Linked DNA regions of Homo sapiens: region 1 is linked to region 2. Evidence: read pairs that join two places in POLR2A ChIA-PET (ENCODE). Cell type or tissue: Panc1. All regions are shown on one strand. Links, peaks and the distances in the headings refer to the core of each region. The heading gives the core; the rest is flanking DNA.

The links. ChIA-PET counts read pairs that join two places held together with the same protein. Peaks named below come from ENCODE experiments on the same cell type or tissue, not always from the same donor. Only the 100,000 strongest peaks of a DNase experiment are listed, where the experiment ranks them.
Region 1: POLR2A ChIA-PET joins it to region 2 with 19 read pairs; 4 of 35 experiments call an interaction of 5 or more read pairs at or near these places.

What each region holds. Positions count from the first base shown.
Region 1 is chr7:1,880,089-1,886,481 of GRCh38, reverse strand. All of the region lies in intron 18 of MAD1L1 (mitotic arrest deficient 1 like 1), which reads left to right. Among named protein-coding and RNA genes, the nearest start is that of MIR4655, 39 kb to the right of the region's middle. RefSeq lists an enhancer at 2,319-3,108. In Panc1, for the core only: no CTCF peak of the experiment used is centred there; a DNase peak (open chromatin) is centred at 3,151.
Region 2 is chr7:1,929,905-1,936,297 of GRCh38, reverse strand. All of the region lies in intron 17 of MAD1L1 (mitotic arrest deficient 1 like 1), which reads left to right. Among named protein-coding and RNA genes, the nearest start is that of MIR4655, 89 kb to the right of the region's middle. RefSeq lists enhancers at 4,215-4,384, 4,638-5,586. In Panc1, for the core only: no CTCF peak of the experiment used is centred there; no DNase peak of the experiment used is centred there.

The sequences.
Region 1 (6,393 bases), core at 2,084-4,583, 50 kb after region 2:
CGACTCATGAATCGAGGACCTGCTGTCTAGCTGGGGCGTGTTGACACAGGCTGAGATTTGCACAGGATTTATCACTCTCAGATGAAGCATCCGCTTTGCTGCCAACGGGTGTAGACATGACCTTGGTAGCTGCCCTGTTCTTTCCTTCTGAAGCAGGCTTGTGAATAAGTGGGCATATCTGCCAGCCCACCATCTCCCGTGCACTGATCTTGCACAGATCAGGACTCAGGACTCCAGGCTCTTGGAGGGGTACTTACCCCCAGAGGACAAGCCCCTTAGACAGTGACTAGCCCTGTGCCATTCCAGGCCCAGAGCTTGCCGCCAGGTGCCCAGAAGTGAACCTGGCCCTCACAGTGCTGCTGGGCTGACGAGAAGGTAAACATGCCCACGGGTCTCTGCAGGTTGCTGGGATGAGGCTGCCCTGATACGCGGACGAGGGCTGGTGAGGGCCCAGGTGGGGCGGTCGTGGGGTGGAGGCAGTAGGACCTGGTGGAGGAGAGGAGGCAGAGCTGCTGCTGGGGGCATAGAATGGGAAGCCAGGCGTGTGGCCCCCAGGGCTGGGGCCAGAGATGCCGGGCAGGGGTCCCTGCTGGGGTGTCTGCCTGCCCTGCTCCATTTTCCTCATTCCTTTCCTGAGGAGTGGGCCCACCCGGCCTAGGGGCCAGGCTGGAGGGAGAGAGACAGGACTGGAAGGGCCGAGACAGGGAGAGGCTCTGGGCGCCGGGCTGCCGAGCCCTCGGGGATCTGCCTCTGCTCCACGGGGCAGCAGTCAGAGCCACGGGGCCAGGTGAGTGGGCACCTTGGGGTTGTCATGGCAACAGCTCTTAGCCAGAGGTGGACGGAACTGGGGGGTTGAAGGCCGGACATTTGGGAGCCCGTACCCTGCAGGGCCACTCAGGAAGCAGGAGCTACAGCGGCCCACCGTGGGACAGCTCCACGTGTCACACATTCGCCTGAAATCTGCCCTTCCGACCGCACCCCTGTGGCCCACACACACCCGCAGCCCAGCCCCCTGGACTTCTCTCCTGTCTGAGTGCACTGGCCTCTGCCTGGTGCTCACTGCTGTGAGTTTGAGCTTCAAAGCCCTCGTTAAGCCCTCTCCATCTTTCTCTAGGCAGAGCTGGGACACAGGGTTTTTGGGGATAGACCGAGAACAAAGGACCCGCGAGAGGGACGCTGTGGTGTGGGCAGAGGGCATGTGAGAGGCAGCCCTTCGTGGAGCTCTGGGCAGGGAGTGGTTCCTGAGACCAGTTCCTTGAAAGTAGTGTCTGTGTGTGGGGGCGTCCATGCAGGAGCCCGGAGCCATCTCTGAGGCTGGAGCAGCGAGGTCCTTTCTCTTCCCCTGTCCTGCTATGACTCTACCACAGGGCCTCTGCTCCTGGGTCCCCGCCTTGGGTCCAGTGGTGATGACTAAGTACTTAGGTTGTTGGAGAAGTGTGCTCACCATTCACATGTATGGGTTTTGACCAACACGGGTAACTTCATGCACAGTGATCCCCGATTCTAAAGCTGAGATGAACTTTGCCTATTCCCGGAGGGCGACGTGAGGGGTGCGCACCACCACACTGTGTCCCCAGAGCAGCTGCCCCAAGCTGCAGAATGCCCTCTGCCCCCTTGCCCCACGGCCTGCCCCGCCTGCGTCTGAGGGCGCTGTGGCCTCCCTGCTGTGGCTCAGGCTGCCCCCAGGGCTCTGACCTGTGGGACAGCAGACAGGAGGCCTGGGCTGGGGGCCTCAGGGCGCAGGCGTGGTCCGCTCCACACAGTCTTCCCATGTGGGACCAGGGGTTCTCCTCCGCCCACTCAGACAACTCCCCTGCTGCCCAGCCCCTCTCGGGCTGTCTCACCAGGCCACTCTCGGTCGTCTCTTAGACCTGGTGACATTTTGGAACAGAAATAAAGTTCGGCAGTGATTGGGCTGAGAGGCAGGAAGATGCAATGGGAGTTTGGGCTGAGGGAAGGTCAGCAGGACGGCCTCAGGGCCTCCATGTGGTGGGGAATCCCGGCTAGGCCCCTGACCCAACGTTGCTCCTCAAGAGCATTGAGGCCTGGAACTCAGCCAGAGGCGCTGAGGCTGCAGGAGTCCAGGGCTCACCTCAGGCTTCCCAAGCCAGAGGCAGGGGAGCTGGTGGCTGCCCGGACATGTGGGTCGGTGGCTAGGGGTGCACTGGTGGATGGCCAGAGATCCATGGGTGGGTGGCCAGGGGCATGCTCTTGGGCGCCCAGGTGTGAGGGTGGGTGGCCACGTCTCTTCAGCCAGGGCAGCTGCGAGCAGGGCTGTGCCACCAAACACCGTGCATGCCTCGGCTGCGTCCCTCCTGGCCACTGGCCCTGCCCCAAGTGGAGACTGGCCCAGCCGCCAACTCTGGCTTGCGGTCCCAGTGCTGCCTCCTGTTGGCCACATGCTCTCTCGAATGAGCTGCTCGCTCTGGCGTGGTTGTGAGGATGGAGCGGTCAGATGCTGGGGAGTCCCCAGCTGGCTCTGCACTGTGCAGCGCGGGGCCTGCGGTTCCTCCTCCAGGCTTCCTTCAGCTGCACGCGATTCCCCTGGCCCGGGTATCCAGGAGGCTCCCTGGCCTGACCGTGTGTCAGGGTCTGCAGGTCAGAGTCAGCTTCGCTCGAGGCTCCTGCTCCGGTCGAGTCCTGGAACTCGGAGCTGGGAGTTGGCATCTGGTTTGAAGCTGTCTGGGTAATAGAGACACATGGTGCCTTCCTTTTAATACGGCCTGGGGCACACAGACTGCCCTCTGAGCCTGGACCTGCACCCTCTGCCTCGGCCTCCGTGAAATCAGGCTTTGGACCCCGCGACCCCAGCCACGGTACCCTCTTTGCCGCCCTGGACAGGGCAGAAGTGTTTTGTGTGGATTGTGCCTGAGGAGGTTGGAGACATGAGAGGTCAGGGAGTTGTCCGTCCCCTGGTGCTGAAGCTGAAGTCAGCGAGGGTCTCCGGGACACTGGAGCTTGGCCTTCAGGCAGCAGCCAGTGGGGAGCTGGGCTGATTCCCATGGAAATGGGCATCCTGCGGGCATGGGCAGCCCTCCCCATGACTCATGGCCCCAGGCATTCAGAAGAGACTGCTGCCTCTGGAAAGGGAGCTCATCCCCGGGGCCGTTTGTGAGTCACAGTTTGGTGTTAAGGAGCTCCTACATACCAGGGGTCATTTGTGAATTAGGATTCGGGTGTTAAGGAGCTCATGGTGGGGGAAGGGGTGGACATTTGTGATTCACAGTTTGGTAGTTTGGGTTCCTGGGGCCGTTTGTGGCACAAGGTTTGTTGTTAAGGAACTGGTTCCTGGAGTCGTTTGTGACACGAGGTTTGGTGATAAGGAGCTGGTTCCTGGAATTGTTTGTGACACCAGGTTTGCTGTTAAAGAGCTGGTTCCTGGGGCCATTTGTGGCACGAGGTTTGGTAATAAGGAGCTGGTTCCTGGAGTCGTTTGTGACACCAGGTTTGGTGTTAAAGAGCTGGTTCCTGGGGCCGTTTGTGGCACGAGGTTTGGTGATAAGGAGCTGGTTCCTGGAGTCGTTTGTGACACCAGGTTTGGTGTTAAAGAGCTGGTTCCTGGGGCCGTTTGTGGTGCAGGGTTTGGTGTTTCTCAAGACTTCAGTTCTCTACATTTCTAAAGGAGCAAAACTGCCAGTGCCTTCTCACCTCAGCACCGACCCAGGATCAGAGTCACGGCCGCCCTGGTGATGGAGGGCAGGCCTGGGTGTGGACCCCAGCGGTGGGAAGGGGGGCGAGGGGCCATGCAGCGGGCCTGTGGCAGGGCAGTGGCTGGAGCCCATGTCATGCCCACCCAGCAGCCTTCTTGCTCCCTGTGCAGGTGTGTGGCATCCTCAGAGGTGCTCACGCTCCAGGCCTGGCTGAGGAAAGGAGGTGAGCAGGACCCTGTGGCCACGGGTGTTGCTGATAGGAAGTAGTTAACTGACAAGGCCACCCCAGCAGTCCCTGGGAGACTCCAGCCAGAGCAACGTCAAACACGGCCCGCGCGCCCCTCACCCCTTCCCTCCCTCCCTGACAGGCAGGCAAGGCCATTCACAGTCTCTTCTGAAGCCTTCCCATCTCCCGCTGGAGCAATGAGGTCTACACAGACAGCTTAATTTGAATTTGCCTCTCTGGGTCCCCTGAATTGAGAGTGGAGTTGCTTTCAACGCATGCTGACTTCACGTCCCATCTTGTTGCTTCAGCTGTGGTTCAGGATGTCCAAGCACTATGTTCGCGTGTGCTAACATCTCCCAGGTGCCCTCTGCCCGGCACACTCGCCTCCCGAGGCACCCCGGGGTGTGGGCATCCAGCCCAGGGTGGGGTACTTGCAGTAAGGTGAGCTTTGCCCTCCCAAGGCTGCCCCTCCTCATCTCGTGCCCTGGCCCCAGCCACAGACCTTCCTGGTGGATGTGCATGGTGAACGGTGTCTGCCCACCGCCAGGTTCAAGCAGGCGGAGGCTCAGAGTGATTCTCGGTCCCTTAGAGAGGGTGTGGGGGAGGTCGCCAGCTGTGGGGCCCAAGGACACGGGCAAGCCTGTGGCTCAGATCACCCTTCTACCGTGGCACCAGCCACACAGGACTGCTGACCAAAATCACAGCGTTCCTCATATCCGCATAGAGAATTCCTCATGGCTTAATGAAGTATGTAGGAGAAGATGCCAGTGGCTCATCACCCGTCACCTGGAGTGAGGGGGCACCATGGGCCTCGGGTCGTGTCTGCTGCCTTCCCACCACCTCTGCCTCCCCACATCTTCATGTCTGTTTCCTGGTGAAGTCGGGTCTGTGACAGATCGTTTTGTTTCCTGCTCTGTCCCTTCGACACTATATCGTGAGCATTTTACGCTCAATTAAATATTTCCTCGATGATGGTGTTTAATGGTTGCATAATGTGCTATTTCGCAGTTGTGCCATAATTTACTTAAAATATTTCCTTGTTGTAGGACATTTAGCCAGCTCCTCTTTTTATTTACTCACCTGTTGATTTATCTTTCGCTGTGTAACAAAGCATCTCAGCAATCATCTGTCCACACAGATCTTTCTCTGGCTACTTCTTTAGATTAGGGTCCTCGTAGATTGATTATTAGTTTGGATAAAATTAATTAATTGGATAAATTATTAACCCATTTATGCTGGAGGTTGCAAATTTTTTTGTGAAAAATCAGACCTTGGCGATGACCTTGAACACCAGGATATAAATAACTCCCACAAGCTTAGTGTTCCAATAATGGAACACTAGGCATAAATGGGTTAATTCAAATGCGTGACCATTTAAACCCATATTTGAGTTGTTTTGCATCTATTTCAGCCATGTAAGACTTCCGGGAATGAGACTTGGCTCATCTCGTGTAATTCTGAGACTGCAGAGCTGGGAGGACTTTGTCATGGCTCATAATCTTAATGAAACCCCAGGTATGTAATGGAGCAGTTCCTGTCTCCATCTTATGAAGATCAGCACACCGGGGCCCTGGTTCACCTAAGGTTCTGCAGATGGACAGGGTCTGAGCAAAGAACCAGGCATCCTGCCTAGAGAGCCCTCTGTCAGCTCAGCTCTGCAGCCCAGACTTCCCCTCCAGGCTCCAGGCTCCACTCCTAAGCTGAACCATGGGGCTGCAGTGGCCTGGGCAGGGAGCAGCGGGGAAGATGGGGCTGTTCCCAGCTCACCGTCTCTCAGTTCCATCTCTTTTCTGGATCCCAGGCTCCCCATCAGCAGTGAGATCCCTGCCTCCACAGGGTCCTGTGAGTGACTGGGACGCCCTACAGCTTGCCTGCCCTCAGGGGCCGGGTGCTTTCTGCTGACCACACCGTACTTCCTCTTGCTTTGGAAATGGCAGTGAAGATTGTATGTGAGCATCCTTCTGGGGTTTGGTGTGGGGCCCCTGAGATGGGACGCACGCAGGTTCAAGAACTACACTGTTTGCCAAATTGAGGGCCCACTGTGACTGCAGGAAGTCAGTTTGTAGTGAGCGGGGAAAGGCCAGGAGGCTCAAGGAGGGGAGGACTTTGGGGCAGCCTGGCCATGGCCCTTTGTCATCACTGTGTCGAGTGGCCTCCCTTCCTTCTGAGGCTCCAGCTTTCCTCAAGTTTGGGCTCTGCAGGGAGGTCCTAGCAGCTCCCCAGCTCCTCTAACCAGGACAGCCTCAGTTTCTGGGGGCCCTGCAGAGACATCATGACCTGGTGCAGGGCTTCCCAAAGCTGTCTGTGGCCCCATCTGCCCAGCCTGGGTCACCACAGGTAGGATCCAGGAACCCGGGTGTTGGCAGGCTCCCAGGAAACATGGATGTCATCAGCCCAGGTTTGAGGGGTGCTGATTAGGAACACTGTGAGGATACGGAAGGTGTGTCCGGTTCTCACCTGTCACTCCTGTAGGAGTTGTGGCGAGTCCTAGTTGGCCTATTCCAGCAACTCTTGTTT
Region 2 (6,393 bases), core at 2,154-4,653:
TTGAGGCCAAGGCCTGTGGCGTCCCAGGGAAGAATGAGGCCTCCATGAGGGCCAGCAGGGCCTGCCCACACCCTCCAGGTCTACATGAGGCCCACGGCCTTTGGAACGCCAGCCTATCCCCTGATGTGGGGAGGTGGTGCTGGGGTCTGCCCACGCCAAGCCTCGGAGGGTGCTGCCGGGGCTGTGTCGACTCTGCAGGGTGCCCCTGAAGGAGCAGGGCTGGGAGTCCAGAGTCACTGTGCAGTCTGCACCCCCAGCGAGGCTGTGGGGCTCAGGAGACCCCTGCCCCCTGTGTTGCTCTCTGCTGTTGGAGGGAGCTGGGCACTGCCCCACGCTCCTGGTTCTGGGGGGACCTGGGGGAGGGTTCCCTGTCCAGCCCTTAGCAGCAGCCTGGAGCGTGGCCCGGCGTCCCCTTGCTCCTGTGTTAGAGCCACCCGGCTGCCAGCCCCCTCCCTTGGGGGTGTCTGCAGGCTCATCTGTGGTGGGGCCTGGAGGCTGCTGCTTTCTGGCCTTTGGCATCTCGAGGTGATTTCAGACTCAGCTTTCATCCGATGATACCTTCTTCTGTTTCTTCCCACCTACTTGCCATCGCGCCCTGTACTGTGGGAGAGCATTCCCTGTGAGCATGCAGGTGCAGAGGTTGTGTGGCGGTGACTTGTCCGCTTCCCACAGCCCAGCACCCAGGCTGATGTATCAGGAGTGATTGTCCTCTGCCCCGCTCCTTTGTGGGGAGGGTCTTAGGTGGGGTCTTCCCTCCCTCTTGTGCCCCACCCCCATAAGCCAAGACTGCCCTGAGTCTGGGCGCACCCTGCCGGCAGGTAGGGGCTTAGTGGCTGGCTAGCGGGTGGTGTGCCCTCCTGGAGTAGTATGGTGGGGTTGGAGGACAAAAGCCAGAAGGGGGGGCCTGTGTTGCCAGATTGAGGGGCGAGCTGATGGCAGTCGGGGGCTCCTTTCCAGCTCCCCACCTGCACAAGGGCTGCTCCCGGTCTCCACTGTGGCTGTGAGGGCCTGAGCCCCCATGTCCCCAGCCCCCTTTCTGGTCCAGCCGTGGCTCCCTCTCCGCCCTGCATTCTGCAGGTGTTATTGGCAAGTTTCGGAGCTGAGGATGCAGACTTGGAGCCATATTTTTAGGTGGCTCTGCACCCTGGGAGAGGATTTGGGAAGGGGCCTTCCATCCCCTGCTGTCACGGGCCTGTGCCTTGGCTGTGCACCCATTCGCTTGTCTGTTTGTTCCCCTGTTGTCTGGGTCTCTGCCCGTCTCGGGTTTGCCCGTCTGTTCGTTCCCTTGTTGTCTGGGTCTCTGCCCGTCTCGGGTTTGCCCATCTGTTCGTTCCCTTGTTGTCTGGGTCTCTGCCCGTCTCGGGTTCACCCGTCTGTTTGTCCCCCTGTTGTCTGGGTCTCTGCCCGTCTCGGGTTCGCCCGTCTGTTCGTTCACCTGTTGTCTGGGTCTCTGCCTGTCTCGGGTTTGCCCATCTGTTTGTTCCCCTGTTGTCTGGGTGTCTGCCTGTCTCGGGTTCGCTCGTGTGTTCGTTCACCTGTTGTCTGGGTCTCTGCGCATCTCGGGTTCGCCCGTCTGTTCCTTCCCTTTTTGTCTGGGTCTCTGCCTGTCTCGGGTTCGCCCATCTGTTCGTTCCCCTGTTGTCTGGGTGTCTGCCTGTCTCGGGTTCGCCCGTCTGTTCGTTCCCCTGTTGTCTGGGTCTCTGCCTGTCTCGGGTTCGCTCGTGTGTTTGTTCCCCTGTTGTCTGGGTCTCTGCGCATCTCGGGTTCACCTGTCTGTTCCTTTCCTTGTTGTCTGGGTCTCTGCCTGTCTAGGGTTCGCTCGTGTGTTTGTTCACCTGTTATCTGGGTCTCTGCGCATCTTGGGTTCTCCCGTCTGTTCCTTCCCTTGTTGTCTGGGTCTCTGCCTGTCTCGGGTTCGCCCGTCTGTTCGTTAACCTCTTGTCTGGGTCTCTGCGCGTCTCAGGCACGCGGGTGGTCGGCATCTGGCTGTGACAGGTGCCCGGGCCATGGCTGATTGGGAGTGGGGGGTGCGAAGAGGCGTGTCTGAGCTGACCATGGAGAAGTCAGGGCCAGCGTGGTCTGGAAGCAGGAAGGGGAGGATGAGCAGAGGCCTGGGATAGTGGGGGCCGCGCCACATGGCGCCACCAGGAGGTGAGGGTGGGTCGGGCGTCCAGGCCCCAGTGGCTGATGCAGCGCGTGTCTGTGCCCCCAAAAATCACAGTGTTGGTGGCCTCTGTTTTATGTAAGGCCTAACCCCACAGAGGGAGAGGATACAGAGGCAGACTTTTGGAGTCTGGAATTGGCGGGTGAGCAGTGAAAGGACTGAGTAGACTTGGGAAACCGGAATCTAAGCCGGCGGCGGGTGGAGCTGAGAACCCGCCTGAGTTACACCTCAAAACTCCAACGCAGCCCAGGAACTGGCTGCAAGTGGCGTTAGGGGAGGGATGCCACTGACTGAAGCACAGTGGATCTGGAGGCTTGATTGCTGAATTAAGAGATGGGTCCCCGGAACCATCTGTCCATCTGTGTGCCCTGGGCAGTTGCCGCTCCCCGGGAAAGATGAAGACTCCAAAACAAGCCAGCAGTTTATTCTTGGAGCAGTGATACTTAAAGTGCAGTACCCAGGTCGGCCGCTGCCTCCCTGGGAGCCTCTTAGAAATGTGGATTCTCAGGTCTCATCTCAGACTTGCTCAGCCAGAGGCCTGGGGGCGGCCGGCAGTCTGTGCTAGGCAGCCCTACAGACCACGCGGATGCTCAGCGCGTTTGTGGACCGCTGCTCTGGAGAGGGCTGGCAAGGTCCCTGGACAGACCCAAGTCAGGACAACAGGCTTGAACTGAGCCCGGATTGATAGATGCAGGTGTGGGCCTGGATCGCACACCCCCGCCACGTGCCCTGCAGAACACGGGCAGCAGGTGTGACCCTGTAGGCTATGGTGGAAAGACCTCCCTGTGTATCCGAGCAGCCCAGAAGGACCTGGCGTTGGCAGTTCCCCAGCTCGACAGCTCCCATGGATCGCTCCCTGGGGAAAACCGTGGCAGACGGCTCCATGCTCCTACCCGGAGTATCCCTGGGCCCCTAGTGCCCTCCCCTAGTGAGGAGCTGATACCCAGGGATTGTCAGACAGCCCAAGGGAAAGGACAGGAAACGAGCAGGGAAAACAGAGCACAGCGAAACGCAGAGAAACACAGCGTCAGCGGGGAGGGAACCCACTGTCCCAGCAAAGAAAATCTCCAAAAACTGTCTCCTGGATCTCCTCAGAGAGAAGACGGGGCTTCAGCAACCAAACAACAGGGCAGCTTAACACACACCAAGAGAAAGCAGTGAGCAGGGGGAAGGCAAAAGTAGGGAACAGTGAATGGAAATCTAAGAAGATTTGTAAAGTAACGTTGAGAAAGTCTGAAAGTAAAGACAACGAGATGGAAAACAGGAGAAGAGAAGTAAGAACATTAGAGGTACAGCCCACTGTCTGAACAACAGGAACATGGAAGGAGGGAACAGGGAAAAAGCAGATGATAACAGAAGTGCCTCAAGGACGTCTCCCTGAAGGAAGGACGCAGCTCCCTGCCTCCCGGGAGAGGCTCAGACTGGGCTGTCTGTGGTTGGGGATAGACCCGCACAGTGTGCGGCAGCATGAAGATTCAGGACACAGGACGAAAGGAAGACCCTGAGAACTTCAGAGAAGAAACACAGAGGTCACTTGTCAAAGGATCCGGGATCAGTCATCTAGCGTTTCCTAGCAGCAGCACCTCCGAGTTTCTAGCAGAGTGACCTGCATCTCGGGATCTCATAGCCCCCCAGCCCCACATCAGGTCTGAAGGAAGAAGTACGGGCATCTGCAGGGTTCAAGGCCTTAAAAACTTGACGGCCCCGCACCGTCTCTCAGGAAGCTGGCAGAGGATGCACTCCCAAAGGATGAGGGAGTAAACCAGGAAAGAGTGTGGCTGTGGCACGCAGAGCAGACCACAGGGGCTTCTGCCGCGGAAGCAGAGAAGGAGGCCTCAGGCCTGGGGAGCAGCCGGCAGGGGCCAGAACAGGCCAGAGGTTCTGGGATATAGAGCAGAGAAGGAAGCCTTAGGCCTGGGGAGCAGCTGGCAGGGGCCAGAACGGGCCAGAGTTTCTGGGATATAGAGCAGAGAAGGAAGCCCCCAGCCTGGGCAGCCTCCAGCGGGGGCTGGAACCCACCAGAGATTCTAGGACAGAACCTGGTGCGTTGGGTGTCATGATGCGGACCGGAGCTTTCCACACGTGTGTGCCAGGCGTGGGCTGCCATGGACGTTGGTCCCCAGGTCCCTGGGTCACTCTTTGGCAGCCTCCTCCTTCCCTGCGTGCCACACACATTTCTCAGGTTTTAGGTTTGCTGCCCCGCACAAAAAGACTGGGAAGCACCTGTGTAGACAGCTGGCAAAGAGGGATGGCTGCCAAGAGCCATGAGCACCTAGAAGGCTGAGTGCGTGGGAAGCAGGACGACCATTGGCTCTGGGGACAGCAGAGTTGCATGAGAAGCAGCAGAAGCAGCAGTGTCCTGCATTCTGAGCTGGCCCTGAGCAGCCTCACACAGTCGTAAGGGAGCTGAGGCCTGATCTGAACACAGCCCTGAGCCTCATATTAAGAAAGGGGACCAGGAGGAGGGAGACGCGTGTTGCAGGGTGGGAGGGAGGGAGAGCTGAAGCCTCGCTGTCTCTCGGGAAGTCAGCAGGACGTCCGAGCGCTCAAGTCCAGAAGGAGCCACAGAATGTGTATTCCAGAGAAATGCAGTTAATACCGACATGATCGGCTGAGAGGTGAACATGGTGGACTCTGGAGAGAAAGGAAGGAAATGAGAAGTGTGGAGACCGCTGTTCCCTGACACACCCCACAGAATTCCTGGGCTCTTAACTCATGTGCATGTAAATCTAAAGTTAAAAAGAGAAAAGTCCAGGTCACGCCGCTTGCTGCCAGAGAGGGCTGTCCCCTCCCCATTCTCCAGATGAGGAGCAAGGGTGTGCCCGCAGTGTCAGCAGACCCTTGACGTGGACCCCACGACGCGCCCTCGCTCCTGTGACCGTGCGTGGGGTGAGGAGTTGGGGGTGTTCCCGTGGTGTCAGCAGACCCTTGACGTGGACCCCACGACGCGCCCTCGCTCCTGTGACCGTGCGTGGGGTGAGGAGTTGGGGGTGTTCCCACAGCATCAGCAGACCCTTGACATGGACCCCATGATGCGCCCTCGCTCCTGTGACCGTGGGTGGGGTGAGGAGTTGGGGGTGTTCCCGTGGTGTCAGCAGACCCTTGACGTGGACCCCACGACGCGCCCTCGCTCCTGTGACCGTGGGTAGGCTGCCTGCACAGTCCCTGCAAAGGGTGAGATGGCAGGTGTGAGCCTGAGACAGAGACGGATGCTCCTCCCCGGCCTGGCTGGCCCTGAGCATGGGTTAGGGGTGGGTCTCCTGGGTCACGAGAGAGACCAGGGTAAGTTGTGAGGGCTTCAGGCCAGCAGGTCTGCAGATGGCAGGCCTGTCACTGGCTTAAGGGGGAGCCGCGTGGCCTGAGACAGCGCCCAGTGTCCCACCAGGAAGCAAGTCCCAGGGGAGTCCCCTCACACCCTGATCACCCAGCATCTCGGGGGTCAGCAGATGTCTCTTCCTGCTCTGGGGAATCAGGGCCCCCAAGGAACAAGGTGAAGGGGATGTGACGGTGGGACGAAGCAAGGGGACACGTGGCAGTGGGGTGGGCGAGGGGACGCAGCGGTGAGGTGGGGTGAGCGGACACGGTGGTGGGATGGGGTGAGGGGACGTGGCAGTGGGGACGGGGCGAGGGGACGTGGCAGTGGGGGATGGGGCGAGGGGACGTGGCAGTGGGGGATGGGGCGAGGGGACGTGGCAGTGGGGACGGGGCGAGGGGACGTGGCAGTGGGGACGGGGCGAGGGGACGTGGCACTGGGGGATGGGGCGAGGGGACGTGGCACTGGGGGATGGGGCGAGGGGACCTGGCACTGGGGACGGGGCGAGGGGACATGGCATTGGGGGATGGGGCGAGGTGACGTGGCATCGGGGACTGTGCGAGGGGACGTGGCAGTGGGGACGGGGCGAGGGGACGTGGCAGTGGGGACGGGGCGAGGGGACGTGGCAGTGTGGACGTGGTGGTGGGATGTGGCAGTAGGGGACGGGATGAGGGGTTGTGGCAGTGGGGACGGGATGAGGGGACGTGGCAGTGGGGGCAGGGCGAGGGGACGTGGCAGTGGGGACGGGGCGAGGGGACGTGGCAGTGTGGACGTGGTGGTGGGATGTGGCAGTAGGGGACGGGATGAGGGGTTGTGGCAGTGGGGACGGGATGAGGGGACGTGGCAGTGGGGACGGGGCGAGGGGACGTGGCAGTGGGGGACGGGGCGAGGGGACGTGGCAGTGTGGACGTGGTGG